Regions from separate parts of the Homo sapiens genome. Here all the other regions are linked to region 1. The links are chromatin loops, found by intact Hi-C in ENCODE. Cell type or tissue: mammary epithelial cell. All regions are shown on one strand.

Region 1 (4,000 bases):
ACCCACCCACACATTGTCACCAAAACAAGATTGCTTTTAGGCAGATAAAAAGCCTCTCTCTTCTTGGGTCTGAGTTCAACCATGGCCTCACCTGGGCCCTTCCAAATCGAGGATTCTCCTCCTTAGAAGCCTGTTTCAGAACAAAACAGAAGGCGTCTGTTCCTAGGCTTCAGAAACACCCAATTTTGAGGAAGCTCCTTTGAACAATATCAAGGCAGACATTAAATTAACATGAATAAAAAGAGGGGTTAGGAGCATGGTTTCTACAAAGCGAGCAGCTCCTTTCACAGGTTGTTGAGAAAACCTCTCCTGTAGGTCCAAGATACCACAATCAATGCTCCCTAAAGCTTAAGAAAGTGAGATACAGACAAGGCTAAATACAAGCATATCGCACTGAATATGGGGGAAAGGTGGATGCCCGGTGGCAGAGCTTTACGGGCTTTATGGGTGTGAACAGAGCGGTGGTCACATAGGGTCCTGTCCTTGGGAGGACCAATCTGGTTTAATGCTCTGCAGTCCCAGTATTAAAATTCTTTTTTTTGTTGTTTTTTTTTTGTTTTGTTTTTGTTTTTTGTTTTTGTTTTGCTTAGCACTTTCATTTTTCTCTAGGACCTGCAAATTATGTAGCCTAATGCCCACGGGAAGCTCAATGGAGCCTCTTGCCTCCACAAAAACCACTGATTGAAAGAAACGACAGCAACTAGGAGCTCCTGTGACTCTGTTTCCATTCCCATTCCCTGGGAAATGATCAACAGCTCCGGTGTGTTCTGTTCTCTGAACCAGCCACCCCACCCTCACTGCCAGCGCAAACCTGCTCTCCTGTGACCACCTATTCTCTGAATGTTTCTACATTTAGAGAAGTTCACCCTCAGAAGAAAGAAGGAAGCCGGGCGCGGTGGCTCACGCCTGTAATCCCAGCACTTTGGGAGGCCGAGGCGGGCGGATTGCCTGAGCTCAGGAGTTCGCGACCAGCCTGGGCAACACGGTGAAACCCCGTCTCTACTAAAATACAAAAAGTTAGCCGAGCGTGGTGGCGGGCGCCTGTAGTCCCAGCTACTCGGGAGGCTGAGGCAGGAGAATCGCTTGAACCCGGGAGGCGGAGGTTGCAGTGAGCCCAGATCGCGCCACTGCACTCCAGCCCGGGCCACAGAGCGAGACTCCGTCTCAAAAAAAAAAAAAAAAAAAAAGGAAAAAGAAAGAAAACAGCAGCATTTTGTAACAGTGATGAATTTGGATGAAATTTGCAAGACCTTGGACTGTTTTCCCAAATGTCCGGGCGTCTGCCAGGCAGCCCTCAACTGCAGACACAAGCCACTAAAGGGAGTCGTGGCTCCAGGGAGCTCGAATGCTTTCCCTGGAAGATCCCCTCCCTAAGCCCCCATCTCCTGGACGTGAAACCCTGTTTAGTCTACATTCAGGAACAGCAGACGTGCTTTTCTGAGAGAATCTAGCACCTTGAGAATTTTGCCATTTGGGATGCGTGTGTATGTGCGCGCGCGCACGTTTTCGAAGCTACAATTAGCACTCTTGAAAAAGGAGAAAGGGAGCGGGAAAAGGAAAGAAAGAAAAAAAGTAGGAACTCCTGTCGATTTTAGTTCAGGCTGCCTGAAGATTCAACTTAAAATAACTGCACCATCAATGCCCCATAGAAATCACAACGGAGGTAGAAGTTTGCGCGGTTCCACACTACCATCTAGGGGATAACAGGTGAAATGACAACCTTCTACTCCCATTTGTACTGACCTTTGTTATCTTGGACATAGGCATGTAGGTCACAGAACACATCCTACGCGCTCTTCTTCCATCGGGTGGTCTCAATATCTACCGTCACTGACGTACTAAGAGGAATGGGAAATCTTCGGAGGGTTTAGCATAGAATTATGTAATTCGGCATATTAAAAAGATGACTCTGTGTACTCTGTGGAAAGTAGCCTTACGGATGGAAGGTGGAAGCCACAGAGAAAGCAGGTAAGAAACCACAGCTATGCCTCGCTTGATGACGCATCCCCAGGAATTCGTCCGTAGGCGATTTTATCCTTGTGCAAACATTACAGAGTGTACTTACACAAACAAAGATGAAGGACCCTACTACATAACCTACGCTATATGGTATCGCCTATTGCTCCTAGGCTACAAACCTGTGCAGACTGTTACCAAATACTGGAGGGCAGCTATTTCCTTCCAAGAAAAGTGCTCCTCACTCCCAAGAGACTGGTTAATGTGTAGAACTTCAGGTATTCCTGAATCATATATATATTTATATTTATATTTATATTTATTTACATATATTTTGAGATGGAGTCTCACTGTGTTGCCCAGGCTGGAGTGCAGTGGCACTATCTCAGCTCACTGCAACCTCTGCCTCTTGGGTTCAAGCGATTCTCCTGCCTTAGCCAGGCCCCCTTCACAATGCCCAGCTAATTTTTGTGTTTTTAGTAGAGATGGGGATTTGCCATGTTGGCCAGGCTGGTCTCGAACTCTTGGCTTCCCAAAGTGCTTGGATTACAGGCGTGAGCCACCACACCTGGCCCTGAATCATATGTTAAACTTATTTAAGTTTAGCTCAAAGCACCTTCCATATTTGGTTAATAAAATTTGGGCCAAAGTTTCTCTCTATGTAGTGAACTGCAGCACAGCTTGGCGTGAAAGCAAGTTCTAACCTAACCTAAGAGTATGCCTTTGTAACCAAGCAATGGAGTCTCAATCCATAGTAGCCAATCCCAGGTTGAACGTTGCCAAATTCCTCACAAATAAGGCAAATGCAGAATTGCAACAATCAGGTAATCTCTGTAATAAGTAATTTCCTGTCTCTTTCTTTTTATAAATACAGCTCACCATTCTGAACCATCTTCCATCTGAAGTGCTGCCTGTTTTAGAGCCTTTTCATTGCTCAAATAAACTCTGTTAAATTTAACTTGCTTTAAGTTTTTCTTTAACACATGTCTCTTCCCAGACTTCCTGATAAACCTCCCATTTTAGTTCACTGGTTCTTGGAAGTTTATAGCAATTCAGTGTTTTAATCTTAAAGGTTTGGCACCAGTTAAAATACAAATGTCTCTGAACCTAAAGTATATTATATTGGAAAATATAATTAAAAACAAAATCTCATCCCAACCCAAAAAACTTCTTCACAAACTTAGAAGAGGAAGAAAACAATTTTGTTATTGAATAAGCATTAAACCAGAATGTGATGCGTATCACAAATAGTCTGCTAAGAATTTGCAAAGACAGAATGAAATCTTACGCTTTGATATAGCCAAGCCGATAAACCCATTCTACACGTGCCCTCAAGGTAAAAAATAACTAGTCCTCAAGTAAGAGGACTTGACGGCACCATTTTTCACACATAGTTCATCTTAAAATCCCCTGGTAATTGTGGTATCTACCTGTGTTAATTAATTGATTTGTACAAAAGAAAAAATAAGCTTCTCATATCTTTATGGAAGAAGATAGTTTTGTAACTTGAATTAAGGTGCTCACCAAAGTTGGGTTCCTACCCTCCCACGGAAACTGGGAGATATGGTGCTACCTACCTTCATTGATTACATTTGAAAGACACGGTTCCTAGGTCCTTGAGAAAGACTATTTTGCCAAGTGGCTTATTTTGCTTTTAAAAAGATTTACATACATTTCAAAAAGAGAAAGAACTTATACATACAGTATAAGTTTTCTAAAGTAAGTGGTCTAGGAAAAGGGAGGGAAGTCTCTTTATTTTCAACAGGGAGAATTAAGAATCTTACTTATAATTTGTATTTGCCCTTGCAACACATAGTCAGTTACACTTTAGCATTATAGAAATTTACAAGCAGTTTTCTGAGGGCGAGATCTCACTGAGAAAAAGAAAGGACTGTGAGAGTACCAAGGGGCTTCCTTGAGTACAAAAGGGCTTCGCTAAAGCTGATAAGCAATTAGAGAGGAAATAGGGGTCAGTGGCTGAACATAACTTCTCTTCTGTTCCATTGTTTTGCCTTGTTTTGTTAATTTATTTCTGGACTCATTT
Region 2 (4,000 bases), 720 kb before region 1:
CAAAAAGAAAAAAAAATTGGGCAACCATTTCTCTCTAGCACTTGAATTTTTTCAGGGTGACTTTTTTGTTGTTGTTCTTGAAAAGAATGTTTGAGAATATTTACCATCAAGTAGAATCTTAGAATTTTAGATCTGAAACAGACTTTTGAGTTCAATTCTTTCAAAATTTTATTACCCAGTTAAAAATCTGAGAGATGAAAGTGTTTGCTAAAATTTGTACAACCAGGTTCTAACAGGATCTAGATTAGAACCTAGGTTGATGTCCACTGTATTGGCTATTCCACTGTTGTACACTCCATCTCTGTTATTTACAAGTTAGTTGAGTACGTCGGACCACAATTTGATTATTTTGTTTCCAATTTTTAAAGAAAGTTAAAGTTTTTGCAGAAGAAAATTATTAGAAGATAATTCATGTAAGAAACATTATTAATTTCATACATTATGGGTATTTGTACTTAAACAAATTATTAGATAATTCTTATTTTGAATATCATGACCACAATCATTAGTTTTGTATAATAAAAACGACTGCATTGATTTTCAGTCTGTTAAATATTTCACTCACTTGCCTGGATATTTTGGTAAGCAGTTACCCTACCGAATAGTGAAACTTCCTTTGCAAACATTATAACCATGAGAAAATTATGACAGTGAAAGAAATTGACCTAACAATTGCATCTTGCCTTTAACCTCCAAATTGCTCTTGGTTATTCCTGGGTGTGGGCCAAGCTAATTTTGGGGAAAATTTAGTTTACAGTTTAAAGGATAATAGCCTTTCCTAAGACTAAACCATCAACGCAATTCTTTCCTCATCCATTTTAAATGCCTTACCAATTTTATTAATAAGATAGTAAAGCTTTACTACAGGAAGAGAGTAAAGGGTACAATCTCAAAGACTTTCAAAATCTTTATTTTTTGAGACAGAGTCTCGCTCTGTCGCCCAGGCTGGAGTGCAGTGGTGCAATCTCGGCTCACTACAAGCTTCGCCTCCCGTGTTCACGCCATTCTCCTGCCTCAGCCTCCTGAGTAGCTGGGACTACAGGCGCCCACCACCACGCCTGGCTAATTTTTTGTATTTTTAGTAGAGACGGGGTTTCATCGTGTTAGCCAGGATGGTCTCGATCTCCTGACCTCGTGATCCGCCTGCCTCGGCCTTTCAAAATACTGGGATTACAGGCGTGAGCCACCGCGCCCTGCTGTATTGAGGTGATCATTTTAGGATCATTCAGAAAGGGTCATTTTCTTTTTTCTTTTTTTCTTTTTTTGAGACAGAGTCTGGCCCTGTCACCCAGACTTGCAGTGGTATGATCTCCGCTCACTGCAACCTCCACTTCCAGGGTTCAAGTGATTCTCCTGCCTTAGCTTCCTGAGTAGCTGACACTACAGGTGCACACCACCATACTAGGCTAATTTTTGTATTTTTAGTGCAGACGGTGTTTCACTGTGCTGGCCAGGCTGATCTAGAATTCCTGATCTCAAGAGATTTGCCTGCCTCAGTGATGGGATTACAGGTGTGAGCCACCGTGCTCGGGCGACTCATTTTAGAATAGTATATGTCTGGTGTATGTATGAATTGTCAATAATGGTTTCATTGTGTCTATCCCTTTCTTATCTTAGGTTCTATAAGGACATACAATAGTAGACTTGTAAACAAAACTATTTAAACCCATCATGATACCCAGGTCTGTGAAAAGTGACAAGAGAAATGTGTGATTGAGGCATAAGTCTCAATCACTGAGGTTTATTAAGCCCGACTTAGGGCATTTCCAGGAATAATATGAGCCATAAGCACATGTGTGGTTGTTTTTCCCAAAGAGGTTTTCAGGTTTAGTGTTTTGCCATAAGGTTTAAGCATCATAAACTATAAACTCTACCATAAACATTTCCTTAAGGGGTGATGGGGAGAGGCATGTAAGAAGAGGGACAGGCAGGCAGTAAGGTGAATAGTTACATTCCGGTGGGACTTCAGTTAGTGCCCAGTAAATCCACATTTAACATAAGGTAATGTGGATGTCTGCAGAAGAAAAGAGAGTTAAGGAAGAGTCAATTATGCAAAGTCTCTGAGTATGGGTATAGGAAATGAGCCTTGACTTTGTTCTGCACCTGGGAAGATAAATGTGTAATCGGTGTGGAATTTTAGGAGGTAGACTTAGATTGCAGACCTAAAGTTACAATTGGTGTGTCTTTGTTAATGGGAAGCTAGCAAAGAATTTGCCTATGAATAATCTGCGGGGGCAGCCCTTCCCAGATGCCTGAGGCTTTTTACCTTTCCATGGAGACTTGGTTGACCCATAATGTTACTAACAGCTATTCATTTGGAAGAGGGTATTGTAATGAGTCAGCTTCAGGGCTTAATCTTCATTTTTGCATACATTTGGAGGGTTCTGAGATTTTAATTTTTATTTACATAAGCTTTCTTTATAATGGAAGATCTGTTTTTGGCCAATGGGTGATACTTTAAGGATGTGCTTTTTCAAAGAATTTAGCCAGCAATGTCAAGAAACTGTAATAGAAGATTTATAGATGAAACCTGCATATTCATGGTACTATTATATTCACTACAGTGAAGTTTATGTTATATAAGAAAGTAGTTATCCACCAACAATGAAAACATATAATCTACCATCCAAGAAGAGAAACTGAAGAATACAAAATAAATTGATCCATGATTGGTTTGCTCAGAAAACACTAGTTGTTTTTGTGCAAAAACAGTAATTATATCTTCAACATTAAATAATGGAAAACAAACTTGTGAAAAGAGACTGCAGCTTTTTGGTCAAAATAATTAAGTATACTAAAGCAGTTTAGATACACAAAACAAATTGAGGATGCCACTTTTTTTAAAGAGCAAGAAACTATGGAAAGCATGTAGAAAGTGATCTTAACCAAATCAGTGAGTTATTACTATAGAGAAAATCAAAATATGGGAATTATGGATTATTTTATGTGAAAGGAAAATAAAATCTTGGGACTCTAAACTCACTACGCCACAGGGAAAAGTTAAACTTGGGAACTGAGTCACACAAAACTGCCTCCCGTTTTGTTCTTAAATGGACAGCTGCAAAGATAGAAGGCAGCATACCTCCCCAGGGATTCTTTCCACAATTTGCTCACAAGGAAATTCCTGTGGGCCCCAAGATCTTTAGCCTAAAACAGAGTTCTTTTAAGTTTTGCCTTGACAATGTAAATCAACAGCTTATCTTCACAGAACAAAGGCAGGACTGAAAGTCCTCCTTCCACTCCCTGAGACAAATGCATATTTGCCTCCTCTACTCTGTATTTACTTTATCTTATGGAAAAATCCAGATTCACTGAGTGTGAGACATGCATGGTTGACTGTTCCTCTACCCACTCTTTTCACATGTAAAATGTGAATTCAGTGAACACCATTAAAAGCCTCAGAGGAATGCAACCGCTTCAAGTCTTTTATTTATTCTGCCTCTTTTCTTCCCTCTTTCCCCTATTTAAAGCTTTTTCCCCTTTAAGCATTGAAGTTTTCAAACTCTCTTTGGAATAAGCATGGATCACAGATGTTCCTGTGATTTTGTGTTCCTTTTTCCCAGGCACGTCCTCAACTGTGGCAAAATAAACCTCTAAATTGATTGAGATTTGTCCCAGTCATTTCCTTTGGTTTTATAGTTACATGGGAAAAATTATTTAAAAAGCCAAGAAAGTATGTCTGGAACATACTTTCTTAAATTTAAAGCTTAAATTGAAAGCTTAAATTCAAATTGAAGCATAAATCATATACTTTTCTCCTGGGTGGCTTTCCCAGTGCTAAGGTTCTCTAGTGTATCAATGATGCCATCACATTTAGACAAAAAGAGACTCAGGCAGCTGAACATTTGTCTTATATTTGAGTTTAAATGAGGGCCTCTTAAGCTTGGACATGATTTTGTTAAGTTCTTTGAACAGCGCCTTTGTGGAAACACACTGATTAGAAGGTGATCTAGTAAAAGAAGACATGTAGAAAAGACTTTTCTTTTTTTCTTTTTTTAAT
Region 3 (4,000 bases), 66 kb after region 1:
CCTTCTTGCATTGCAATGCTCTTATTCAACAAGATTAAGAAGCACAAATGCAGAACAATGTTCTCTGTGACTGTGAGGGAGCATTATTCAACACTAATGGCAAATATGTTTACATATTGCCAGCAATTGCAACTCCAAGCTAAAGCTATAAATGTTGGACTAACTTCCAATGTAGTATTTATGACAGGTTCTCCTTGAGAAATAATTGCAGTCTTTATACATGCCTGCAATAAAAAAAATATAGCTTGGGAAATGTATGTTTCTTCAGGTTTCAGCAAAAGTTTCAAATCAGAGTATCAGTGAATGAGGAGGATTACTCACTCCAATTCTATGCCCTGCATAGTAGTAATCTGCAAAACTTAAAAAGTCAGGCTGCTGTGAAAACATGAATATCTTTTTCAGTGAGGAAACTTTCCTGTACATCTTATGCTCCCTTTTAGTGTTTCTGAAATCTAGCCATTATGTATGAACTGCATCAAGATCACTGTAAATATTGGAAAGTCGATCAAGTCTGTTTTCTAAAGCAGGTATTTAAGACGTTGATTAAGCTAAGAATACAAAATGTATTCTGGCATAGACATTTATTGTGTTTCTTGAATTCAGTGTTTATTTTTCATGAAGTTATAATAATGAATATGTTACTGCAGCTGTTAAGAGAAAAAGATTCTGGTAAAATTTAATGAATAAATAGAGGAGTAGTTTGCTAATTCATAGTTAATAAATATGTTTTTTTCTCCAAAATAGAAAATGGTATTTCTCTGGATATTTTTTCATAACAGATTAGCTAGGACTTCCTTGCTAACACAGTACTTAAGAATCAAAAGCTAAGTAAATCAGGGAAGTTTTTGGTATTTCATGGCATCAAATAATAAGTTCAACTGATTTTTTTTCACCGAAGTGACTAGTGTTAGACACAATCTACTTAAATTGAGTGGCAATTTAAACTGTGCCTTCATAACACTAAAATAGCAGATCAACTCAACAAGAAAAGTATAATCAAGCAGACTGGGCTCACACACATTTGACTGATTGATAGAACTTTTCACTTTTTAACCTTTCATTTCAATGTCTTAGAGTCTCGCCAACAACTCCTAAAACCCCAAAACCTGTACACAAAGAAAAGTGAATGTTCAACATGAGAAGATTTGACTTTTGTTCTGTGATCACCTAGAGATTAAATGTACCATTGAAACCACTGGATGCAGCTTCTCCATTCCTGTCCTTAAAATTATATCTTTTCAATGGGCTCTTTCATACTCAGCAGAGAGCCTGGCCAGCCCATGGTAGAGTCAGAAAACAGACAAAGACTTTTTTTAAGTATCCTCCAAATTCCTGATCAAGAGCCCATCACCTTCCTGATAACAACCCCAGTCCCTTCACATGTTGCCTTCCAGGTGACTAGTGGTATCAGTGCCATACTCTACTCAGCCCCGTATTTCTCAAAATTTAAGGTCAAAATCCTTTCTCAACCCTGAGAAATTCAGTGCTTTAAGTCAGTGCTTTACTTATCACTTTTGAAAAATCTATCAAATCATTTGAATCTATAAAGCTAAAGTCTGCTAATGACTTACATTCTATATAACTGTTACACTTTATCCCAGGAGTCTTTGATACAAACCAGTGGCCAGTGAGAAGACATCCACATTACAGTTAGGCTGAGAGAAAATTTTTTGTTGTGGAGACTGGGTCCTTCGAGTGCACTTAGCATACGGAGGGTTGACTCTGATTCTGGAATTAAAAATATTACTAAAGGATAAAAATTCTGCACTTCAGAATCATCCACATACCTTTTCAATATAGATATTCCAGGGATTCTGACTCTGTGTGGCTAGAGTAATAACGAGACACTTACTTTTTTTTTTTCAAAAAAGTGTCAGAGATAATATTGAGGCATGGTAACATAGCTGAGTACCACTTGGACAAGATTCTGGTTATTAGATCATTACTAAGGTCCATTCTTTAATTAGGTTTCTCTGCTGTGAAGCAAATCATTCCTCTCAACCATGAGAGAGAAAAAATTGCAGTAAGCTATTTCTCTCAGTCTTTTCTTGGGCACCAAAACTCATATGCAGAGATTTTCAGGAGCAAACACAATGATCTGTCAGGGCTTTTTCTCCTAACACTCCCCATTAATGAATGGGCAGCAAAGCCCTAGATGACTCCACTCCATTACTGAAATGAATAGGCAGGCCTCATAAAAAGCATCCTCGGCCAAACCATTCGTATTGTAAAAACTAGTTCCCTATGGACTGCAAAGTACATCTCCCTTTCGATTAGAGCATCCTGTGTGGCTTTCATGTGTATGGGTGACTAATTAAGAGAGCTCATCATTGCTGTCAATAAAACTGCTCTCCTTGACAACTTGGCAAATCTTAACAAGAGCATTTCTGCCATCTAGTGTTCAAAGCCAGCAAACAATACTCTTAGCACCTGTAAGGGCATAGCTCTTCTCTGTCAGGCCTAAATGAGGTTTTAGTTTCCATTGCCAAGGTCAATTCAGAACTGCTTGGGGGAGGTAAGGAAAAATAATATTTCTTGGGAAAAAAAACCTTGTACAACATTACTCTCACTCGCTCAATGAACAACTTGGACTCTAATGCAGTAGATCATTAACGTCATGATCCATTTTTGTCACCCACATTCTGATTAAATTTGGCTCCATAAAATAAGCTTCTAGAATACCAAATGTCCTTAGAGTCTCACCCATGCTGTCGGCAGCAGAATGTAATTAGCACATGAAGCTTGTAAACCTGAGAATCTTGGCTCTGCTTTGTAATGTAATGGAGTTTTCCCAGTAACAATAATTTGATTTAATGTTCAACAAGAGGTTAACTGTGAGGACTACAGTATTTTGGTGCTGAAATTCATATTTCACAAAATACAATTCACATCAAAATGCTCTTTCCATATAAAAAGCCTCTGGCTCACAGTTCAGGAGGCTGAACATCCCTATCTCTCCAAGAAATAATGACAAAAGCACTTAATCTCTCACCTTGGGATCCCAGGCTGGAAAAATGATCGGCCTGAAGTTACTCTCAAATTCAAGGAGGTGGTGAGAAATAGCTCCTACATACAGGTTTTGTATTAAAGAAGATATGCCTGTATTGTGGGTTGTACCAATGCCCTTTCCCCCAGCCAGAATAAGAGCCATAGAACTGTTAATGGGAAGAGAGATCACTAGGTAATGAATTCAAAGCCAAAGGAGTCTAAGGGTGACAACCAGGGCTTTTCTTGACCCATACAACTTCGCTTTTCTTTATTAGAGATTTGAAAAATAATAACTACAGCTAATGATTGTCATCATAAGAATTTGTTCAACCATTATTATGCGAGTATTCTATACCTGACCTTTGCACTTGATATCATCATTTACCAAAAACAACAATAAAACTAAATAACATCAGTTGAGCCTCTAGTATTTGCCACGCATTGTGGCATACATGTATATCTCATTTAATACAATGATCTTGAGAAGGAGGCATAATTTCTTTTCATTTACTAATGAGGAAATCAACATTGATAGAAGTAGCTACACCAAGACAGCACAGCCAAAAAATGATAGAGTCAAAATTAAAGTTAAGTTATGTTTGATGCCAAAGATCCTTCCAAAGTCATGTAGTTTTCCAATATTCATGAGGGATGAAAAGAGCATCCAAAATCCTAGCTCCTTCCTCTCCTCTTAAATTCCATTCATTTTTTGCTCTATGAGCCAATTGTCTCTTTAGTTCTAGTTGCCAGAAAAAATGGTCATGAAGATTTCAAAGTTAACCAATAAGTCTCAAATATCAGACGCTATTAAGTTTATGTTGACAAGAAACAATACTTTCCTGATTTATACATGACAAGAAAACATACACAATATTTTCAATTAATGCTAAGATTTTATCAGAAGATTTTCATACATTATAACTTTCATACATTGTCATTTTCATAGATTATAACTTAGGCCAAATCAATTCTGCCCAAGACTAATTTTTTAAAATACGTATTTTATCTATCA
Region 4 (4,000 bases), 1.1 Mb before region 1:
CCTTAGAATTCTACCTTGTGTTCTTGTGTACTGTGGCTGAGCAGGCACTCAACCTATGAGAAACAGTCCTTCTCCACAAGCAGAGGAGCCTTACCCTGTGCCACTATCAAAGACCCTTGGGGAGTACTGCCAGGCTACCACCAATGTTCACTTATGGCCCATGGCCTCTTAAATCAGCTTGTGGTGAATATGCCTAGCCTGGCAGTAAAAATATCAAATATTTTCTTTAGCTGCAGATGTAGCCTTTTATGACTTTTTATGCAGAAGCATAAAAGAAGGGAAATAAGTCAGTAAAGACAAGGAGACAATACAGAAATTGAGAGAGAAAAAAACCCAGCAGAATGCTAATAATATGAGAAATATGAGAAACAGCAACTTGGACAGCAAATAGAAAGTGTCTAGTAGTGGAAAACAGAACTGGTAAGAGGCAAACAATCAACCATACACCCACGTAAAAGTAGGTATCGGCTCCATAAACCTCAAGGCATTATAGAGCAGCCATATAGCTCAACAAGGATAATGCTAATGCTAGACCATAAGACAGAAACAACTAAAGTCATTCCGCCCATTGGCTTATACTGTCTGTGTCTCCTCATAGAGCCTGAATTAGCTTTAGTATGGTAAGGACTGGCATTTGCTATATACATATCTTTTTTTTTTTTTTTTTTTTTGAGACTGAGTATCACTCTGTCACCCAGGCTGGAGTGCAATGGCGCGATCTCGGCTCACTGCAACATCCGCCTCCTGGGTTCAAGGAATTCTCCCTTCCTCAGCCTCTCGAGTAGCTGGGATTACAGGTGCCCGCCACCATGCCAGGCTTATTGTTGTATTTTTAGTAGAGACACAGTTTCGCCATGTTGGCCAGGCTGGTCTCGAACTCCTGACCTTGGGTGATCCGCCCACCTCAGCCTCCCAAAGTGTTGGAATTACAGATGCGAGCCACCGTGCCCAGCCTACACGTTATTTTTAAAAAGATGATCAAGTTCCAACTAGTTAGAACTTTCTACTTATCTTCTAAATAAAAACTGTTCTATAGGTTTTTGCCTGTGATTCCAGAAAATCAAAAATTTTATCATCTTTTTCTCTTTATTTTTATTTTTTTTGTGTGTGTAGAACTTCAACTTGTCATTACATTTACAAACTTACCAGCAAGTTCTTATCTTCCTAGCATGATCATTAAAAAGATTCCTTACATCTTCTTGGTAGTCTGCTAAAGGAGAAAAGGTTTCTGTGATTATTACAGACTCTAATGTAGCAAATAAATAAATAAAACATAGTTTTCTCCTGTTAGCTACCTACACCTTCAGGTATAATTTTATTTGCTTGACACATGGAAACAAATTGCAGGCTTTATGAGTATAACCATTTTTTAAAGTTTTCCTTAAGAAAAAAACCATAAGGTTTTTCAAGTTGTAAATCATAACATTCAGAATACTCTTTTGAAGCATTAAAACTATTTTTTGTTGAGACCAATAAAAATTTTTACCAAAAGAAACAAATATTATGGGTTTTAGTGATACAATTCTTAACTACAGAGGAGGAAATATTTCTTTTTGCTAATACTACCCTCTAGTGGAATAATGGGCAAGAGAAAAGAGCATGGTTTTGGAGTGCTGAGCGAGTCCTTAATTTACTGCACAAGAGAACATTTGCACAGAAGCCGATTTATATACATTTTTGTTCAGATGTCCCTGAGCATAAATACAGTGAACTATTGATTATGCTTGTTGGAATTGCATTTCAATACATTTCTCCTCTTGAAATAATGCATTGTGGAAAAACTATATGCAACTAGCTGCTTTTGTAACCACAATGAAAGATTATAACCCCAAAGTATGTACAACGTGCCATAAAAAGAAATACTACTACAATAACTACATTAATTTATTCTTCATCCTGTCAATAGAAAATAAAGGGGGAAGAGAACCAATCTTTTCATAGGCTTCAGTCATTTACAGTCTTAGGTGTGTGTCTAATCAGTTTGTGAATCACTGTACATTCAAGTTAGAAGGTGAATCCAATGAATACTTCCCAAGCAAATAAAAAGTTCATCATATTCAACACTGTGAACAGCTGTGTTGACATAATTGGAAAAGTATATACATTTTTTTTGTTTCTGAAGAATCAAATTTTCCAAAAAGTACCTTGTGACATTAAGGTTTTAAATTTCCCCTGAGAATAAAATAAAGAATAAAATTTTTAAGAACATAATGAGCTCATTGGAAACTCATGCATGGAAACATTGCAGTGTTGGGCTCCTTCCTTTCGAACCTTCAGAAGTTACAATTTAGGGGTGCTAAAGGATTTCCACACCCTTAGTTACCACATCCACTTATTAAGTTAATTGGCACTCTTGGAAAGGGCACGAAAATGTGTGAATGCTAATGTTTTATATATTTACTCCCTGCATGGAGCCTCAAGATCAATACCCTTCACAGTCCTCATTATAGAGAACTAAAACTTCTCGGTTCATTTACTTGTTCAGATTCTAAAGTCCATAATTTATTGTAAAAATATTTTTCATAGAAGAGATGGTGAATACTGTATTTCAAAACAGAAGAAATGATATTTTTTATTTTTCAGTTTTGTGTACAGTTCAAGTTCTCCTATTAGAATATGCAGGTTTATTCATATTGACTACTCAGAACTCAACTCTATGGCGAATATAAAAGGAAGCATTGTTTGATAGTAAGAAATAATTATTCTGACTTCTTTGCAAAAAGAGAAGTTTGAGATCTGTTAATTTATGTGTTTCCAGCTTAATACTGTACAGGAAAATTGTTGTGTCTAAGCAAATATCAAAGAATATGTAGAATTTTTTAAATTTTGTTTTTACTAGCAAGTGAGAAAAAGGGGACTTGGAGGAGAAGAGCAGATAATTAACAAATTTAGGTTTCAGTTCAAATATGTTTGACCCACACTACCCAAAACACGGTAGGGTAAGGATTATTAAAATATTATAAATAAATAAATCTGCCATATGAATAAGCATTATTTATTGACAAAAGATTATATACAATTATCTCTAAAAGATAAAATGATTCAGAAAAATATGGTCTTCCTTTCAGGGGACTTGATTTATTATTTTGGCCCTGATAAGTAGATTAATTTAGTCAAAGTTACTAGCCTTTCTGCAGATTAGTATTTTTACTAGCCTAATGGCAGTTAAGTGACACAAAGACAGGGACATCTTTTTCTTGAGTCACAACAGTATCTTCAGTGCCTCGCACTGAAGTGCTAAATATCTGATGAAAGTGGGAAATACCTGATAACTATTTATTTAATGAACTTGACAATGCATGAATAACAATGCATATATAGCGCCAAATTGGAAAAATAAGATACATATAAGTTGCTCTGAAAAAAATTCAGTAAATTAACATTGTTTTCTGTGTATAAATATATCTAATCTTAAGTGTCATTATTTTAGTGCGCTGCAGAGAAAATCTCCTTTTATCATGTAAAATGGCAACAAAGGATATTTCACAGTTTGTATCTGAAATGTTCTAGTCAGTATTATGCTAAGTATATAAAATAATTTACATTGCTATAAAAACATATAAAGAGCATTTAAAAAAAATCTTTTACGCCTGCTTCACAGAATGTAGCTTTTAAAGAAACTTGTTCTTATTTTCAAATGTTAAAATTTTACCTCTTACCATTAGAAGTTAGAAAAAAATTCCAGGGTCACTTCAGTCTCCAAAAGGCATGTTTTTGAGGGTGAAAGACTTTATTCCAGTGGAACGGCCTTCAGTTGATATCCACACATTAATATTGTATGAGAACTCTGGCAGTTTCCTCTGAGGTGCCAGTCTGAAATGAGAGTAATGGAATTGAGAGGATGGAAGGCTGACAGTGGTAAATAAGTTGTGTGATATGAAGACTGGGAGTCAATCTAGTAACTGTATCCCTAACCTGGTTTCAACTGAAGTACTAAACTCCTAATTGTGTTTTACAGGATATGAATGATTATCCTCCTGTCTTTAGTAAACGAATATAC
Region 5 (4,000 bases), 1.5 Mb before region 1:
TTTATTCCCTCAGGTATAAACTCAGTAATGGGATTGCAGGGTCGGATGGTATTTCTGTTCTCAGGTCCGTGAGGAATCACCACACTCTCTTCCACAGTGGTTGGACTAATTTCCACTCCCACCAGCAGTGTATAAGCATTGCTTTTTTTCTGCAACCTCACTGGCATCTGCTATTTTTTGACTTTTTTAATTGTAATAATAGCCATTTTGACTGGTGCGAGATGGTATCTTATTGTGGTTTTGACTTGGATTTCTCTAATGATTAGGGATGTTGAGATTTTTTTCCATACGCTTGTTGCTCATATGTATGTTTTGTTTTGAAAAGTGTCTATTCATGTCCTTTGCCCACTTTTTAATGGTTTTTTTCCTTAAAAATTTGCTTAAATTCCTTTTAGTTGCTGAATATTAGACCTTTGTCAAATGCATAGTTTGTAAGAATTTTCTCCCATTCTGTAGGTTTGTCTGTTCACTCTGTTGATGGTTTCTTTTGTTGTACAGAACCTGTTTAGCTTAATTAGATCCCGTTTGTCAAATTCTACTTTTGTTGCAGTTGCTTTTGGCATCTTGGTCATGCCATCTTTGCCTGTTCCTGTGTCCAGAGAAATGGGTTTTTATAGTTTTTGGTTTTACATTTAAGTCTTTAATGCATCTTGAGTTCATTTTTGTATATGGTATAAGGAAGGGGTCTAGTTTTAATCTTCTGCATATGGCTTGTCAGTTCTCCCTACACATTTACTAAATAGGGAGTCCTTTCCCCATTGATTGTTTTTGTCAGCTTTGTCAAAGATCAGATAGTTGGAGGCATGTGACCTTGTTTCTGGGTTCTCTGTTCTATTCCATTGGTCTATGTGCATGTTTTTGTACCAGTACCATGCTGTTTTGGTTACTGTAGCCCTGTAGTATAATTTGAAGTTGGGTAGCCAGATGCTTCCAGCTCTGTATTTTTTGCTTAGGAATGCCTTGGCTATTCAGGTCCTTTTTTGGGGCCTGAATATTAATATTAAAATAGAATATTTTATCATTAATAAATATGAATATTTATAATATGAATATTAAAATAGCCTTTTCTAGTTCTGTGAAGAATGTCATTGGTAGTTTAATAGAAATAACATTGAATCTATGAATTACTTTGGATATTATAGGTATTTTAGCAAAAATAATACTTTCTATTCACTAGCATGGAATGTTTTCCATTTGTTTGTATCATCTCTGATTTCTTTAAGTAGTGTTTTGTAGTTCTTTGGTAGAGATCTTTCACCTTCCTGTTTAATTATATTTCTAGGTGTGTGTGTGTTTGTGTGTGTGTTTGTGTGTGTGTGTGTGAGTGTGTGGCAGTTATGAATGGGATTGATTTCCTGATTTGGATCCTTGAATGTTATTGGTGTCCAGGAGTGCTAGTGATTTTTGTACGTTGATTTTGTATCCTGAGACTTGCTGAAGTTGTTTATCAATTTAAGGATCTTATGGGCCTAGATTTTGAGGGTTTCTGAATATAAGTTCATGTCTTGTGCTAGCAGGGGTAGTTTGACTTCCTCTCTTCCTATTTGGATGCCCCTTTTTCTTTCCCTTGCCTGAGTGCTCTGGCCAGAACTTCCAATACTATGTTGAATAGGAGTGGTGATAGGGGGTATCTTTGTCCTGTGCCGGTTTTCAAGGGAAATACTCCAGCTTTTGCCAATTCAGTATAATGTTGGCTGTGAGTTTTTCATATATGGCTCTTATTAGTTCAAGGTCTATTCCTTCAATACCTAACTTTTTTGAGAGTTTTTGACATGAATGTGTGTTGAATTTTATCGAAAGCCTTTCCTGCATCTATTGATGTAATCATGTGGTTGCTGCTTTACCTTGTACTTTTGTGTTATGGAGATGGCTTATTTCCTTAAGCCTTATGAACCAACATCTACAAGATTCCAATTTTTCTTCTGTGGCTTCCTCACCTCTCTCAGCCTTCATAGCTATGTAGAGAGCTAGGTCCTTGCTCTGGATTTTGTTTTGGCTTAAGAAAATATTGTGTCTTGTTTGATCTTCTATTCAGATCACTCAAACTTTCTACTTATCACCAATAAGGTTTTTTGGCTTTCTTATCATTTGTGCATTCACTAGAATAGCACTTTTAGTTTCCCTTAAGAAGTTTTTCTTTGAATTCATAGCTTGGCTAACTGTTGGATGCACGATGTCTAGCGTTCAGCCTATCTTGGTTACAACATGCCTTCCTCATTAAGCTCAATAATTTCTAGTTTTTGATTTAAGGTGAGAGATGTGCAACTCTTTCACTTGAACCCTTAGAAGCCATTGTAGGGTTATTAATTGGTCTAATTTTAATATTGTTGTGTCTTAAGGAATACAGAGGCCTGAAGAGATGGAGAAAGATGGGAGAATGGCCAGTAGGTGGAGCAATCAGAACACACAAAACATTTCATGAATTAAGTTCAATGTAATGTGGGAATGGTTTGCGGCATCCCAAAATAATTATAATAGTAATTAATAGTAAAAACCACTGATTACAGATAATCATAACAGATATAACAATGAAAAAATTTGAAATATTGCATGAATTACCAAACTGTGACACACAGACATGATGTGAGCACATGGAAAAAATGGCTAATAAATTTGCTATTTATTTGAAGGACTGCCACAAATCTTCAAACTTTTAAAAAAATGCCGTATTTATGGAGTTCAATAAACTAATAAAGAAAGCAATAAAAGGTGGCCTATCTGTATTTAATATTTTATACATAAACGATCATGCTGTTTCTAAATAGGAGCATAGTTCTTCTTTGTTGTTAATATATGTCATTGATCCTTGCTTTATTTCAGTGGCTAGGAATTCCAACTACCATGATGAATAGAAATTATAAGATTGTATAATCTTGCCTTCTTCTTCCCGTCAGCTTTAATTTAGTTCTGTTTTCTTTAATGTAAATATTTTGCTTATCAGATTGAGGAAGTTACTTTCTATTCCTAATTTGCTTAATATTTTTTATCTTGAACACGTTTACTTTTGATACATGAATTTTCTGTGTTGTTTGAGTTATGTTTTTTTCCCTCACTCTGTTAATAAGATTTTATGTATTTTATACATTAAACCAACCATGCATTCTTGGTAAAACCAACTTGGTCATAATGCATTATTTTATAGATTGCTGGATTTGATTTATTTTCTAAATAAATTCATTAAGTATTTTTGTATCTGTGTTAATGAGGATATTCATGTGTACTTTTTATTCTTTGATGTATTTTTGTCAGGTTTGTTATCAGGGTTATGCTAGCATCAAAAACCAAAATAGTATGTGTTTCCTATTATTTTTTGTAATAGTTTGTTTAAGATGTGTTCTTCTTTATATGCTGGTAGAATTAAGCAGTAAAGTCATAAATTATGGGCATATACTTTGTAATTTGAATTGTATATGTTTTAGACTTAATTCTTCAATTTATTCAAAATTGATGAAATTTTTATTGACATTACATGAGGAGATTTTAGCATCCTTAAGCTACTGAGTTTTACAATCCATTAATATAGATTATACCTTTGTTTAGATTTCTGTAATTTCTTTCATTCATGTTTCACTTAATTTTTTGCTTTTTTCCTTGTTCAGAGTCATTGAATATAATCTTCGGATATTTGACGGGTATTTGGTGTTTCTTGATCCTATTAAGAATGAGTATCCATTTTAGCATTTCAGGTTTCTCTTTGCTCTTAGAATAAGGAGTTATTTCTAATGAGGTTACCTCTACCAGCATTTATAGATTTACAGTTATAATTGAAACATTGAAAATATACTTAACCTAAAATGTCAATTTTTTTTTTGAATCTACAACAGCATAACTTTGCTTGCCCTAAATCTCTCATTTTTTTTCCAAAAGTCATATACAGTTTTTCTGTGTAGGTGATATTGAAGTCATCAATATTCTGTAATGCTATGACAATAACAAAGAAAAGCCTTTACAGAAAGTGACCATCTATAGCTAAAGTTGTTTTTAGACAAAGCCAGGTTTT
Region 6 (4,000 bases), 430 kb before region 1:
GAAGATAATGAAGATGTGCAGGTTTATCTTGAAGAATGAAATCAACTAGTATTTTTAAAGTGTTTTGCACTATATCTGACAAATAGTGGGCATTTATTTTAATCTCTTTTCTTGTCACTCTTATTTTGAGGTCATAGTAAAATATAATTAAAACCTAAATAGTTATACAACTACTTTGAAAATGGTTTAGGCCCCCAACATTTGCTTGACAGAGTACAACTTAGAGTGAATTTTTTCCAATCCCATGAATATCTGAACATTGTATTCATGCTAAGGATAATTTCGCGACTTTCATTTTCAGTTTTAAAATTTTATTTTTATTGTTAAAATTATATAATATAAAAATTTAAGATAATATTTTATTCAAACACAATTTAAAGAGAAATATCCATGCTAAAGACAATGTTTAGCCATAAAACCTATGACCAGTCTCTATGAACTATATGATTCTAAACCTGAGTCTAAAATCTACATCAGCTACCACTGTGCTTCCCTGGAATTTTCAGGTCACAATGTCATATATCTTTTAGGACATTTAACCATGTTTGGTGTCTAAGTTGTAGATCACAGGGTAATGCTTGCTTTGATTTGCTAGTGCCAGGTGGATAGATTCTGACTTACAAACTGACTGATTTCTCACAACATCCATTCAATTTGGATATGGAGCATCTGAACTAAATTGCGGGATTATTGTGAGAAAAAGATTTCTTTCTCCTAACAAATGTCCCTGAAAGCCAGTGACTCTTTTCTAATTATGATCTAACTCTCTAGGTCTTTGTATCTTTATTTTCTAAGTAATGAACCAAAACACCAACATGAAAGCAGGGAAGCTATAAACGATTATTTTTTAAGCCTCAAGCTCCTTTTCATCTATTCATTGCACTCAATGTCATGCTGTGATTTCAGGTTGTTCCCATTGCTTTGGCCTAATTTCCACAGGGCTAACTGGGTTTTGTCTACATGAGTCTTTCCTTTCCTCCTGAAAACCAAATATATGTACCTTTCATAACTCAAGCTAAGTTCTAAGTTGATTTGTTTATTACTATTCAAAAGCTATTGAATTTCGCCTGGAGGCAGCTAGTATATTACAAGTGAACAAAGAAACAAGCATGGAAAAGTAAGCATAGAGCAAAAAGATAAATTCGAGACTTTTTTTTCACATGCTATCATTTTCCAAATTATGTTGTATTTTGGAAACATTTTTCTTAAGCATAAAATTGTCAACCTTCATCTACTCCATAATACTTTTATGAAAAATATTACCTCTATTGAATAATAGCTTTTCTTTAAAATGATTATAAGATAAGAAATAGATCCTCAGGTAACTACATCAGACCCAAATAGTACCTCGAGATTACTAATACAATGGTGTTTTTATTGGTGTGATTTTTAAGGATTTTTCAATGTAAGGAATCTGAATCGTTTATGTCATAGAATGTAGAGAGAGCTATTTGTTGGTTTAAAATAACAAATCAAACACAATGCACTTTAAAATTATTGTCTTCTGACCAACACCCAAGTTACTGAATGGCTATTTTAATTCATATCCCATGGGTTATTAGTTAGGTTGGGAATCATTTCACGATTTTATTGATCATTTGTATTTCTCCCAGAGCCAGTTCGTATCTCCATTTACTTCAAAGTTTCCTGACAAAAGCATCTTAAGAAAGTATCTTAAAATTGTAGGGAGCAGGCTATCTTCAGTGTATCAGAAGGAAGAGCAAAGTGAGGAGGCATATTCCTAAGTCCATTTCTATTCTACTTTCTAGCACTAGACATTATTTTTTTCCCTCTATAGTCTCTCTTTGTCTCAGACTTATTATTTTAGAGCCCACATCCTCTACCCTTGAGATGTTTTGTTTTAACCAGGTTCTTCTCATATTTCCTCTAGAAATATGAAAGGACAGAGGAAATTTTTCCCAGGTTCTTGTCTTCTTTCTGGTAAAAGAACATCTGGTGAAAAATGTAAAAAAGCTAGTTTTTCACTTTTAAAAAGTAAACTACCAAAATTTCAATATTACATAATATCAAGCTGAAACTTCACAGAAACTGAATCAAACATTTACAACTGATTCTGTTTTATTAAACAATCAGTTCATTTAGGTAATAAGATAGTAATTATTTCATGTACTAAGGTATCTGACTTGACCTGATTATTCCAGTTGCAACAATCAGGTCAGATGTTTAATACATGTTGCTCAAATAATGATAAGCTCTCATTTATCAGCTATTTATTCATATTTTTCCACTTGATTCTCACAGTTGTATGACAATAGTACTGTTATTGTTCCCAATAACAATTTCAGAGATGGTTAAACTAAGGCTGGTTAAATAACTTCTCAAAGGGTGAAAATTAATATTAATAAATGCTAGAAGCATTTTTGAAGCTATGTAGCCTAACTTTAGTGCTGAAGTTTTAAACCATGGTATAATGCTGCCACCCTGAGCCAAAGACAGATTTACATTAGATAATAGTTTGACAGTATCTTTTCATATGTAGGGCCAAAGTGGCTAGTTAGGAACAATATACAGTGGAATAATAATTTAAAAAGCCATATACTATAACAGTTAAGGCTTATTCCAAGAAGACAAATTAGGAGACACATTGAATATTCAAACATAATCCATTATACTTATAGAATAAAGGAGAAAGAATATATGATAATTATGACTTTTAGACAATCTTTTTAATGCTATAACTATTCATAGTCAAAACTGTCACCAAACTAGGAAGAGAAGGAAACACTTTCATTCTAGTAAAGGGCATGTTCAAAAAACCTACTTCTGACATCATGCTTAATAGCTAAATATTGAATGATTTTTATCTAGGATTGGGAAAAAGCAAAGGTTTTTTACTCTAGCCATTTCTATTGAACATTTTACTAAAGGTCTAGCTATTGGTATCACAATAAAATAAGGTAAAATCTTAGAGATTTGAAAGGAAGAATTAAATCTTTATTAGAGTTTCCTTTTCTCCACATCCTCATTAACACTTGTTTTGATCGTGTTGTGCACAGTAAGTACAGCCAATTTTGTCAATTTTAAATAGCAATAAATGTGAAAAAAATAAACTATCAGATGGCATGACTGTTTATACAGAAAATCCCAAGGAATCTAAAAAACAACTGTTAACAATTAATAAGGGAGTTTAGCAATGGAGTTACCAAGAACTGTGAAGGGTCTCAGATTTTATTCTACTTACAAGCTAACAAGTTAGCCTGTCACTTTTTTTTCTCTTTGGCAGAAGGCCCAAGACTCCTGGGTCACAGACAAAGAATTTATTACTCATGACAACAGCAGCTTGCTGCAAATGTAATGCTAAGAAATGGCTGAGGTAGAGAATGGTCAGAGTCTTGCATTCTTGATACACTCAACAAAAATGTGTGGGGAAGTTCAGAGCCCATGGTGGACTAGTTCTTTCAAGAGTCCCTGTGTACGAGGATGACATGCCAAAAAACACAATTGTACATTTGTATGCTGGCAATAAAAAAATAAAATATATATACTTAAAAATTCAAATTATGATAGAATCTATAAAATATATAATTTTTGAAATAAAATATAAAATTTACCAGAATTCTACACTAACTACAAACTATTGCTGAAAAAATTAACTGAGACTTAAGTATATGGAGAAATATAGCTTATTCGTGGCTTAGAAAACTATTTTTTTAAATGACAATTCTCTACAAAGTGTCTCTAAATATTCAACGGAATATCAATTATATTACAAACAGGAATTTTAGTAGAAACTGACCAGCAATTTTTAAAATTTATACAAGATGCAAATAACCTAGACTATCTAAAGGAATTTTGAAAAAAGGGAAAAATAGTTGAATGGCTTATACTACTTGATATCAAAACTTCCTATAAATTCATCATGTAAAGACAGTGTACACACTGGTGAACTGACTGGCAAGAAGATCTTGGAGCAGACTGGAAAGTTCAAAAATAGACCCATACTTTTACAGGTATTTGGTATTTTACCAAAGAGCCAAAT
Region 7 (4,000 bases), 68 kb before region 1:
CCCAGACACCCCGATCAGTTTCCCTACATTGATCAATGGCTAGATTTGGTCTGGAGCCCTCCTCCACGGCTCTGCTCATGCACCATTCATGATCCCACCTCCAAGGTCCTTTTGAGCCGGACCAAACTTTTGCCCCAACCCTCCCCTCCCTCGGCTCCTCCTGTACTGCCTCCTTCTGAAGAAGAGGAAAATTTTCTTCACCCATGTCTGCCGCCCTATAACCCTCCTGCTCCCCCAGAATCTTCCCTTGTCTCCTCGACTACGTCCCCTGTGGCCTCTCTCCCTATAGCCACCCAATTACAGCCTTGGCTGGAGGAGGTGGCCCCCCTCCTCCCACTGAGAGAGTCCCAAATCCCCCCGGGCAGTGAGTGTTCTGCTCCATTTTTAGTTTATGTCCCCTTCTCTACTTCTGACCTGTACAACTGGAAGGTTCATAATCCCCCCTTCTCTGAAAAGCCCCAAGTCTTGACCTCACTGATAGAGTCCGTGCTCTGGACCCACCAGCTCACCTGGGATGACCGTCAGCAACTCCTTTTAAACCTTCACTTCTGAAGAGAGGGACCGTATCCAAAGAGAGGCCAGAAAGTATTTCCTTACATCAGCCAGTAGACCAGAGGAGGAAGCCCAAGACCTCCTTGAGGAGGTTTTTCCCTCTACCTGGCCTGATTGGGATCCAAACTCCTCAAGTGGGAAGAGAGCTTTGGATAATTTTCATTGGTATCTCCTTGCAGGTATCAAGGGAGCCACTCGAAAACCCATGAATCTGTCGAAGACAACTGAAGTGGTCCAGGGGCCCGATGAGTCACCAGGAGCGTTTCTAGAATGCCTCCAAGAGGCCTATTGGACTTATACCCCTTTTGACCTGGCAGCTCCCGAGAATAGCCGTGCTATTAATTTGGCATTTGTGGCTCAGGCAGCCCCTGATAGAAGAAAGTTACAAAAGCTGTAGGGATTTGCTGGAATGAACACCAGCCAACTTTTAGAGATAGCCCAGAAAGTTTTTGACAATTGAGAGGTTAAAAAGCAAAAACAGGCAGCTCAGGCAGCTGAAAGGGCTGCTGACAAAGCATCAAAAAGACAGGCAAAAATCTTCGTGGCTGCCATCCAAGAAGCCAAGACAGAAGGGCCCCCATCACAGAGCACTGGCCAAGGGATCCCGGGTCCCTGCCAGAAAGGCCAAAAGCTGAGCAGGCTCCCCTACAAAGAAACCAATGCACTTATTGCAAGCAGATTGGACACTGGAAAATGGAATGCCCATTAAAACCAGAAGAAAAACCAGAAGAGAAAAAGGTCCTCACCCTCCCTGCTGCGGAGGAATCTGATGATTGATGGGGCCGGGGCTCCCTCTCCCTTGGCCCCTGGGAGCCCATGGTGACTGCCACACTGGGGGGCCAGCCTATACGCTTCCTAATTGACACCGGGGCGGAACACTTGGTACTGCAGATACCCTTGGGCAGTGTCTCTAATAAAAAGGTGGCTGTGCAAGGGTCTATGGGAGCTATTCAGGAATATCCTGTCACCCACTCACGAGAGGTGAGTTTGGGACAGAAAAGAGTAACCCACTCATTTCTTGCAGTCCCAGAGTGCCCCTTCCCCCTCCTCAGACGAGACCTACTTCATAAGCTACAGACGTCCATCTCCTTCTCGGCCCAACAAGCTCACATCATGTTAGGGGACACAGCACCCCCTACTGCTCAGCTTCTGCTAACCACCCCTCTGTCAGAGGAATATCTCTTAGTTTCACCCTCACAACTGCTGGGAAATAGTACTAATCCTCTCCTACTGGATTTACAGACTCTGTTTCCCTGAGTCTGGGCCGAATCAAACCCCCCAGGAATGGCAAAGCACCATCTGCCAGTAGTTGTAGAGCTCCTGGCCACTGCTGCCAGTCCAGGTAAAACAATATCCTGTGAGTCAGCAGGCTAGAGAGGGAATCGATCCCCATATTCAGCGACTATTACAAGCTGGTATACTCCCACCATGTGAGTCCGCCTGGAATACTCCATTTTTGCCGGTCCAGAAACCCGGAACAAATGATTACCGGCCTGTACAGATTTGTAGGAAGTTAACAAGTGGACAGTTACCATCCATCCAACTGTGCCTAACCCTTATACTTTACTCAGCCTGCTCCCGCCCGAACATACAATGTATACTGTCCTTGACTTAAAGGATGCTTTCTTTGCTATTCCTCTGGCCCCCAAAATCCAACCTGTCTTTGCTTTTGAATGGACAGATCCTGGCTCGGGAGACACCACCCAATTAACCTGGACTCAATTACCCCAGGGTTTTAAAAACTCCCCTACCCTTTTTGGGGAAGCCCTCCAACAGGATCTTATACCATTCTGAGCCAGTAACCCTCACTGCACTCTTCTCCAGTATGTAGACCACCTGTTATTGGCTATTAAAACTACTGACAGCTGCCTGCAACATACTAGGGACCTACTTTACCTCCTTCAGGAACTCGGGTATCGGGTCTCGGCCAAGAATGGCCAGCTTTGTCTTCCCAGAGTTTCCTACCTGGGGTACGAGATAAACAAGGGAAAAAGGGCACTCACCAGTGCTTGAAAGAAGGCCATCCTGCGAATCTCCACTCCCACCACCAAAAGACAGGTACATGAATTCCCGGGGGCTGTGGGACAGTCACCTATGGATATTAGGGTTCGCGGAAATCACCAAGCCCCTTTATACCGCTACTGGAGTTAATGGCCCGCTAGTTTGGACTGACAAAGAAGAACAGGCTTTTCTAAACCTGAAAAAGGTATTAACGGAGGCCCCTGCTCTTGTCCTCCCAAATATCTCAAAACCATTTCACCTTTTTGTTCATGAAAGCCAGGGAGTCACTAAAGGGGTACTCACTTAGACTTTGGGACCATGGCAATGCCCAGTGGCCTACTTGTCTAAGAGACTAGACCCTGAGGCCTCCTGGTGGCCAAGTTGTCTGTGAGCTGTAGGGGCAACAGCAAGCCTGGTCCAGGAGGCTGATAAACTGACTCTGGGCCAGAATTTAACCCTCACGGCTCCTCATGCCATAGAGAATTTGCTACGAAGTGCCTCTGGCAAATGGATGTCGAATGCTCGCATCCTGCAGTATCAGAGCTTACTGTTAGATCAGCCTCATTTAACTTTCTCTCTCACAAGGTGTTTAAATCCAGCTACCTTGCTCCCTGATCCACACCTTACCACACCTGTCCATGACTGCCAAGAACTGTTAGAGACTACAGAAACTGGGCGACCTGATCTCCAAGATGTGCTTCTAAAGGAGGCAGATACCACTGTGTTTACAGACAGCAGCAGCTTCCTTAAACAGGGAGTACGAAAGGCTGGTGCGGCCGTTACTATAGATTCATATGTACTGTGGGCCCAGGCACTGCTGGCAGGTACTTTGGCACAAAGGGCTGAATTGGTTGCCCTCACTCAGGCCCTCTGATGGGGTAAGGACAAATGTATTAATATCTGCACTGACAGCAGATACGCTTTTGCTACTACACATGCACGTGGAGCCATCTATCAAGAGCGAGGGCTACTCACCTCCGCGGGTAAAACTATAAAAGACAAAGAAGAAATTTTGACCCTGCTTGAAGCTGTTTGGCTCCCTCAGCAGGTGGCTGTAATTCACTGCAAAGGACATCAAAGAGAAGACACGGCCGTTGCTCGAGGTAACCAAAGAGCAGATTCTGCAGCTTGAGAGGCAGCTCGGCTCCTGGTCGTGCCTTTCACCCTGCTGCCCGCTGTGTCCTTTCCGCAACCAGACTTGCCAGGCCACCCAGAATACTCCCCAGAGGAAGAAAAACAAACTTCGGATCTTCAGGCCAGTAAAAATCAGGAAGGTTGGTGGATTCTTCCTGATTTCAGAATCTTCATGCCCCAAGCTCTCGGGGAAGCTTTAATCAATCATCTACATTCTACCACCCATCTGGGAGGAGTAAAACTGGCCCAGCTTTTAAAGAGCCATTTCAAGATCCCCCACCTTCAGGACTTAACTAACCAAGCAGCTCTCCAG

What was found. A loop is a pair of places that touch in the nucleus more often than their neighbours do. Peaks named below come from ENCODE experiments on the same cell type or tissue, not always from the same donor. Only the 100,000 strongest peaks of a DNase experiment are listed, where the experiment ranks them.
Region 2: a loop joins it to region 1, with 14 times the contacts of the local background. A loop is called at or near these places in 11 of 110 quality-filtered maps.
Region 3: it touches region 1 in a loop (8-fold over the local background); 11 of 110 quality-filtered maps call a loop at or near these places.
Region 4: a loop joins it to region 1, with 8 times the contacts of the local background. A loop is called at or near these places in 4 of 110 quality-filtered maps.
Region 5: it touches region 1 in a loop (19-fold over the local background); 12 of 110 quality-filtered maps call a loop at or near these places.
Region 6: it touches region 1 in a loop (13-fold over the local background); 5 of 110 quality-filtered maps call a loop at or near these places.
Region 7: a loop joins it to region 1, with 2.5 times the contacts of the local background. A loop is called at or near these places in 6 of 110 quality-filtered maps.

The regions. Positions count from the first base shown.
Region 1 is chr10:52,882,131-52,886,130 of GRCh38, reverse strand. No RefSeq gene overlaps it. Among named protein-coding and RNA genes, the nearest start is that of MBL2, 110 kb to the right of the region's middle. RefSeq lists an enhancer at 1,192-1,906. In mammary epithelial cell, a CTCF peak has its summit at 1,716; a DNase peak (open chromatin) is centred at 1,990; H3K4me3 peaks cover 293 bases; H3K27ac peaks cover 1,371 bases.
Region 2 is chr10:53,597,273-53,601,272 of GRCh38, reverse strand. No RefSeq gene overlaps it. Among named protein-coding and RNA genes, the nearest start is that of LINC02672, 570 kb to the right of the region's middle. RefSeq lists enhancers at 616-1,372, 1,373-2,131, 2,132-2,889, 2,890-3,648. In mammary epithelial cell, no CTCF peak of the experiment used is centred here; a DNase peak (open chromatin) is centred at 2,212; H3K27ac peaks cover 1,698 bases.
Region 3 is chr10:52,816,517-52,820,516 of GRCh38, reverse strand. No RefSeq gene overlaps it. Among named protein-coding and RNA genes, the nearest start is that of MBL2, 46 kb to the right of the region's middle. In mammary epithelial cell, a CTCF peak has its summit at 2,412 (motif pointing left); a DNase peak (open chromatin) is centred at 2,366; H3K27ac peaks cover 290 bases.
Region 4 is chr10:53,995,724-53,999,723 of GRCh38, reverse strand. It overlaps PCDH15 (protocadherin related 15), which reads left to right. Exons shown (of 38, transcript NM_001384140.1): 21 at 3,959-4,000. Among named protein-coding and RNA genes, the nearest start is that of MIR548F1, 610 kb to the left of the region's middle. In mammary epithelial cell, a CTCF peak has its summit at 1,567 (motif pointing left); no DNase peak of the experiment used is centred here.
Region 5 is chr10:54,401,173-54,405,172 of GRCh38, reverse strand. All of the region lies in intron 3 of PCDH15 (protocadherin related 15), which reads left to right. Among named protein-coding and RNA genes, the nearest start is that of MIR548F1, 200 kb to the left of the region's middle. In mammary epithelial cell, a CTCF peak has its summit at 2,365 (motif pointing right); no DNase peak of the experiment used is centred here.
Region 6 is chr10:53,314,357-53,318,356 of GRCh38, reverse strand. No RefSeq gene overlaps it. Among named protein-coding and RNA genes, the nearest start is that of LINC02672, 290 kb to the right of the region's middle. In mammary epithelial cell, a CTCF peak has its summit at 2,451; a DNase peak (open chromatin) is centred at 3,296; H3K27ac peaks cover 842 bases.
Region 7 is chr10:52,949,702-52,953,701 of GRCh38, reverse strand. LOC105378308 (a long non-coding RNA gene) reads left to right here. Exons shown (of 4, transcript XR_945968.3): 4 at 732-4,000. Among named protein-coding and RNA genes, the nearest start is that of LINC02672, 78 kb to the left of the region's middle. In mammary epithelial cell, CTCF peaks have their summits at 1,699 (motif pointing left) and 3,578; no DNase peak of the experiment used is centred here.